2 separate regions of the Mus musculus genome follow, and region 2 is linked to region 1. A link is a loop called in an ENCODE intact Hi-C map of the cell type or tissue named here. Cell type or tissue: heart. All regions are shown on one strand. Links, peaks and the distances in the headings refer to the core of each region. The heading gives the core; the rest is flanking DNA.

Evidence for each region. Hi-C counts contacts between places; a loop is a spot of excess contacts. Peaks named below come from ENCODE experiments on the same cell type or tissue, not always from the same donor. Only the 100,000 strongest peaks of a DNase experiment are listed, where the experiment ranks them.
Region 2: it touches region 1 in a loop (5-fold over the local background); 1 of 42 quality-filtered maps calls a loop at or near these places.

What each region holds. Positions count from the first base shown.
Region 1 is chr3:94,308,543-94,311,459 of GRCm38, forward strand. Them4 (thioesterase superfamily member 4) reads left to right here and starts at 1,590. Exons shown (of 6, transcript NM_029431.1): 1 at 1,590-1,746. The coding sequence starts at 1,675. It overlaps Gm36010 (a long non-coding RNA gene), which reads right to left and starts at 1,511. Exons shown (of 4, transcript XR_867460.2): 1 at 1,330-1,511. In heart, for the core only: a CTCF peak has its summit at 1,695; a DNase peak (open chromatin) is centred at 1,659; H3K4me3 peaks cover 1,848 bases; H3K27ac peaks cover 1,364 bases.
Region 2 is chr3:94,586,325-94,589,241 of GRCm38, forward strand. No RefSeq gene overlaps it. Among named protein-coding and RNA genes, the nearest start is that of Snx27, 5.1 kb to the left of the region's middle. In heart, for the core only: no CTCF peak of the experiment used is centred there; a DNase peak (open chromatin) is centred at 1,817.

The DNA.
Region 1 (2,917 bases), core at 324-2,823:
GAGGCAGTTCTCAGGATGTCATTAGACCACTGTCTTTCTGACCTTAGAAACTCAAAAATAAAGTCCCTAATCCCTTTCCTATTGTACTCTCGCTGTTGTCTAGAATTGTGGTATGTAACCAACTCTATTCCTTCATGTCAGGCACCTCTAGCTCTAGCCTCCAACAAAAGAGAAAGCTTTCAGATAAAAATGGGTGTCTTGGCCAGGCGTGGTGGCACACGCCTTTAATCCCAGCACTTGGGAGGCAGAGGCAGTTGAATTTCTGAGTTCGAGGCCAGTCTGGTCTACAGAGTGAGTTTCAGGACAGCCAGAGCTACATAGAAAAACCCTGCCTCGAAAAACAAAACACAAAAAACAAAAAACAAACAAAAAAAGGGTGTCTTAGGTAAAAGACAGAAGAACTTGAAGGCATATAAGACTCACTGTGAAACAGAGTAGAGAACAACTATTATTATTGTTATTTGACTTTATTTATATGGGTGTTTTGTCTGTGCACCACATGCATGCCTGGTGCCCACAGAAACCAAAAGAAAGAGAGGGTATCCAATCCCCTGGAACTGGAATTGCAAACAGCTGTGAGCTGCCATGTGGGCGCTCAGATTCTAACCATTGCTTTTAAACTTACGAACCATATCTCCAACTCAATGCAGATTTCTCTTCCTTTCTTTGTTTTTGTTTTGCTTTTTGTTGTTTGGTTTGGTTAGGTTTTTGAGATAAGGTATCATTATGTTGTCTTAGCTGGTTTGAACCACCCACCTCTGCCCCTAAGTGCTAGAATTAAATGCTTTATGACACCACTATCCAAATATTAGACTATCCACAACTCCTTCTATTAGTTTTTCATTTCCTTTGTAATTATCATTTTAAAACTAGTCAATCACAACAAACGCCGGGCAATTGGGGTCAGGGGAGCGTGGGGCAGTCACCACCTGTCCCCTGTGTGCTTGCTAACTGTAGTTGGATCTTGGTGCACCCTTTGACAAAAATAATTGCTTTGCTTCTGTATTCCTTTGTGGGACACTGAGATTCTTCTGTTCCCAGCACAGAAAGAACAAATCAGTGAATCAACGGATAGTCTTTAAACTAACAGGCTCCCATTAGACAGTTTGGGCTAACTCTATCGAGCCAGACCAAGAGCAATTTCTTTGATAGAGACGGTTCTTACTAGAGTAAAAGTTGATATACATTTTCAGTACACAGACACATATGCGCGCGTGCGGAGAGAAGGGGCACCTGAAGAGTGTACCTGTTAAATAGTAGAGACTGACAGAGTTTTAAATGTATGTGCACGTGTTCTACACCCAGAAGACCAACACCATCAACCCGCACCTAGTGGTTATCCACTCCTTGTGTGTGCTCCTGTTCGGCCGAGATGATGAGTCTTTCGCTGGCTGGAGCGTTAAACTGCCTGTGAACAAGGAACTAAACTAGGCTGTCTCGCTGCGCCAGTGCAGTAACCGTGGCTGAGAGCCGGACGCAAAATCTCCCGGAACCAAAAGCGGGTGTAGAGGATTCGGTCCGCCCGGATTCGGAGAGGCGCCAGCACTGTGGGCGGCGCGCGGCTCCGCCCTCCACCCGCCCGCCTCCACAGTTAATAGCCCAGAGTCGGCGTGTGGATAGTGTGGCTCTTTCTGGAACAGAGCAGAGAGCAGCGTCCTGCCCTCGGCTTGAGCAATGCTGAGAAACTGCGCTATGCGCCTGCGCACTCTTGGGGCCACGCCTGCGAGGCGGCCAGGAGCAGCTAGGGTGAGTCCCGGGACGCTTGCTTTCGTGGGGCGAGAAGGGGAGACAGCACGACCGAGACTAAGCTAACACCTGCCCCTGGCTGTGACGGGGCTCTTGGGCTCTTCTGCCCTGAGATTCGAATCGGGAGGAGCCGGAAGGGAAAGTGACTCAAGGTTGAACTAGGTCTGCAGGGATGGGATCGCCACTACTAAGACTGAGATAATAAGAAAGGATAAGCAAGGTCACCCAGAAAACTGTGAAAGAGCCATTATTGACCCCTGGAGAAGACCATTTATCCTTAGCAGGGATCTAATCCTGATAGACTCTGATTCGTTATAACCAATTCAGGAAGAAGTAGACTTCTGATTGTCAGATAATTACTCCCTCTCTAGCCCGTTTTCATCATCTTAGAGGATGTTATGAGACTAAATGAGATAATGCAAGGGAAGCATTTAGCATACCTGGAATGTAAATCTTAAATGTTGCCTGTCCATATTTTTATCCCTGCCTTTGTTCTATTGATGTAGTCAATACTTGTTGAGCTCCAACTCACGCCCGCGTGTGTGTCCGTGTGTACTGAAAATGTATATCGACAGTAAGAACTGTCTCTATCAAAGAAATTGCTCTTGGACTGGCTCGATAGAGTTAGCCCAAACTGTCTAATGGGAGCCTGTTAGTTTAAAGACTATCATATATGTCAGGTGTGATTGGCCACTGACGATAGGTCGTATTATAGTTAGCTAAGGGGAAAAAACGTTCCGCCCAAGAAATTTACGGGTTTAATTTGGGAGAATGGGATCAGTTTGCCAAATCAAATGTTTGTATACAATGTGTTGTAATAAAGAACGACAGCTGACAGGGAACAGCTCTGTATTGAGAAATGAAAAAGAACTTTGATTATTAGGGGAGTGGCATCTCTCTCAAGCTATTGCAGCTTCCTGCTAGACAATAAGAGGGCTGGAGGCCCTGGGTGATAGACACACACACACAATTTTAAAATAATGATGAATGTTGATGTATTGACATCAGCCAGGTACCATCTTGCCGATTAGAAAAGAAAATGATTCGTGCTAGTCTTACAACAACAAATATGAATTAGTTTAATTACATGTTGGAGCCTGGCAGTCTGTGCTGAGCTGAGAACATTACAGCATTAGTATTTGCAGGCCTTTTTTTTTTTTTCATCATGCTG
Region 2 (2,917 bases), core at 330-2,829, 280 kb after region 1:
CTAGCAACCTAAGCTCTCTCCCTGAGACACCAAGAGAACCAACTCCACAAGATGTCCCCTGACTGAGACACAAGCAGAAAGAAATGTCATCTAAAAATATGTTTAGCCAGGCATGGTGGCACATGATTTTAATCCCAGCACTTGGGTGATCTCTGTGAGTTTGAGGTCAGCCTTGTCTACAGAGAGAGTTCAAGGACAACCAGTGCTACACAGCAAAACCTTGCCTCAAAACAAAACAACATGACAAAAAAAATGTACATGTATATGCTTGTGTGTGTGTGTGTGTGTGTGTGTGAGAGAGAGAGAGAGAGAGAGAGAGAATAAGTTGCCAAGTCCATGCAATGGTATATACATATATACACTGGAGAACTAGATGCAAAAGTTCAAGGCCAGCCTCACAGAGCTACTTACTGAGTTCAGGGCCAGCCTGGGCTATGTGAAATGTCTTAAAAGTTCATAGGCTAGCAGTCAAGATAGCAAAAGACAAAACTAGAACAGTTAAATCACACTGAGAGAGGTGACAGACACTTTCAAGCATCTGGAGGTGAGGGCATAGGGAGATGTGGTTATACATGGACAAATTCACAACAGAGAATGATGGTGAGGGATGTTGAGGTCCGAAAGAACCTCAGTGTAGTGTGGGAATGTGCTGCTCAGTAGGACTGTGGCCGGGAGAACAGAGTTGGAAGACAGGAGAGTTAGAACTTGGGAGGCTCCAAGATACTAGATATTGTCTGTGCCCGGGAATTGGAATTTCATTCCTAGGATTTTAGGGGTCTTTGAATGCTTCTTGAATGGATTAACCACATTGTCAAACTTGCACTTCAGAAAAGTTCATGCTCCGGGACGTCTGGAGAGTGAGCTGAGATAGATAATTAAGAAGCAGTTGCAGTGATTCGGGAGAATTAATGGGACTCAAACTAGGGCGGTAGCAGAGGGGATACAAGGAGGGAGGTGTGGGAGAGGAGAGGCTCAGAACCTGGGAGGATCTCAGGTACCGTGGCACAGGGAGGAAGTGAGGGTACACAGTCCCCCAGTACAAGAAGGAAGAGGAGTGACACAGAGTTCACTTGGAGCCTAGTGAACCTGAAGAGCCTGTGAGAAGCCCAAGACAATTTGTCAAGTCACGACTGGACACTGGAGTCTGGGCCACTGCATAGGTTTGGAAGCCTTTGGGTGGTGACAAATGACAGAGTAAAGTAGACAATACCTTACTCTAAGCTAAGCTGCCCAGGAAACGTTTCCTCTAGCCACTATGCAGAAGACTTGAAGAGCAAAGAGATCAGTTAAGAGGAATCAGAGACCGGGGGACTCGGACACACGGAGTCTTGGAAGTCAGCAAAGCTGTCTTCAGTATCAGACTTGGACCACTCATTGTTTGCAGAGCACATCCCACCTCAGAGCCCAGTTTACCCTCACAAAGGCTCAGATAACAGCAGACCTGCTAATTAACCCAAGAACTGAACCTTGAACTGGAGTGTTCTGACCAAAGCCAGATACTCTCTTTCCTCTGTCCACCATCTTGATAAATTCTCCCTACATCCTGTGACCTGCAGGGGCAGTGAGTTCCATCACCCTTTTCAAGCAGAGATACTTAAGTGGAAACCCCACCTCTGCATGTCTGCTCACACAACCTTTTGGTTGTAGATGTTTTTTACCTTTTTGCTGCTCTGAACTCTCCTCGGCCAAGCCCTAGCTGAAGTCTCTCTCCAGTGTCCCTGAAGACTGCTACTCTCTCTGACATTTCCCTTTTCTAAATCCCTGAGGCAACTACAGTTCCGGATGACCCCTTAATGAGTCACGCTCTTGTGTAACCCCCTCCCTTGAAGGTAAGTAGAACCCGTGACTTGCTTCTGGGCAATAAAATGTGCCAAAGTTGACAGCTGTGTCACACCCATGATTCTGCTGTGTCAAGTAAGGCTGCTTCTTAGCAAGACTGGTCCTGCTGGCTTTGGGGAAGGTTCAGAACTGTCTAGGAGGCAACCCACATACGTGAAGCAACAGGGGACTTCAGAACCTGAGTGGCTCTTGGGGATAGGAAGACCATAGGTCCCTCCAACTTATATCCTCATGAAATTCTGCCAACAAACACATGACACGTGGAAGAGGACCCAAGTGCCACAAAGAAACCGCCTAACAGAACCTTGATTGTAGCCATGTGAAATCTGAATAGAGGCCCCAAACAAGCTGTGCCTAGATGGACTCTTGACACCAAGCCCTCCAATAGGAAGAACAGCTGTTTTAAGCTGCTGGGTCTGTAGTAACAAAAACAGCAAAAGGAAAATCAATGTAACTCCTTACTGCATCTATGGTCAGCACAGCTCAGTTTAGAACATGACAGAGAGTATTTAGCTGGGCTTTACCTTCCCAAGCTGAATGCAAGCTTCCAGAAAATGGCAAACTGGTCCTTGCAGAGGGCCCGAGTTTGAGTTCCAGCATCCACATAATGCCTCACAACCATCCACAACTTCAATTCCACAGTATCACATACCCTCTTCTGACTTGCAAGGGCACCAGACAAGCAAGTGGTGCACAGACAGACAGACAGACAGACAGACCTGTAGGCAAAACACTCATACACAAAGGAAAGCAAGCAAGTTCCCCAGCAGTCACCTTCCTAGTGTTCTCTCCTGTCTCACATGCTAATAAGCTAAACCAACCATTGACAACAACAAACACAACTGCCTTGGCTAGTTTAAACGAGTCAAGACTGTCTCCTGACACTAAGAGTAGGGCTGTCCCTGAATGTATAGCTTCCAATGAATACCAGACTCAAATTGGAGTTCTGCAAATACAAAAGGTGGGAGCAAGAAGAGATAAAAAGTTAGAAGGGTGGGCTTTGAGACGCTTCCACATGACACCACTTCGTCTCCATGGAGATATGAAAGCAAGAAAGAGAGAAAGAGAGAAAGGAAGA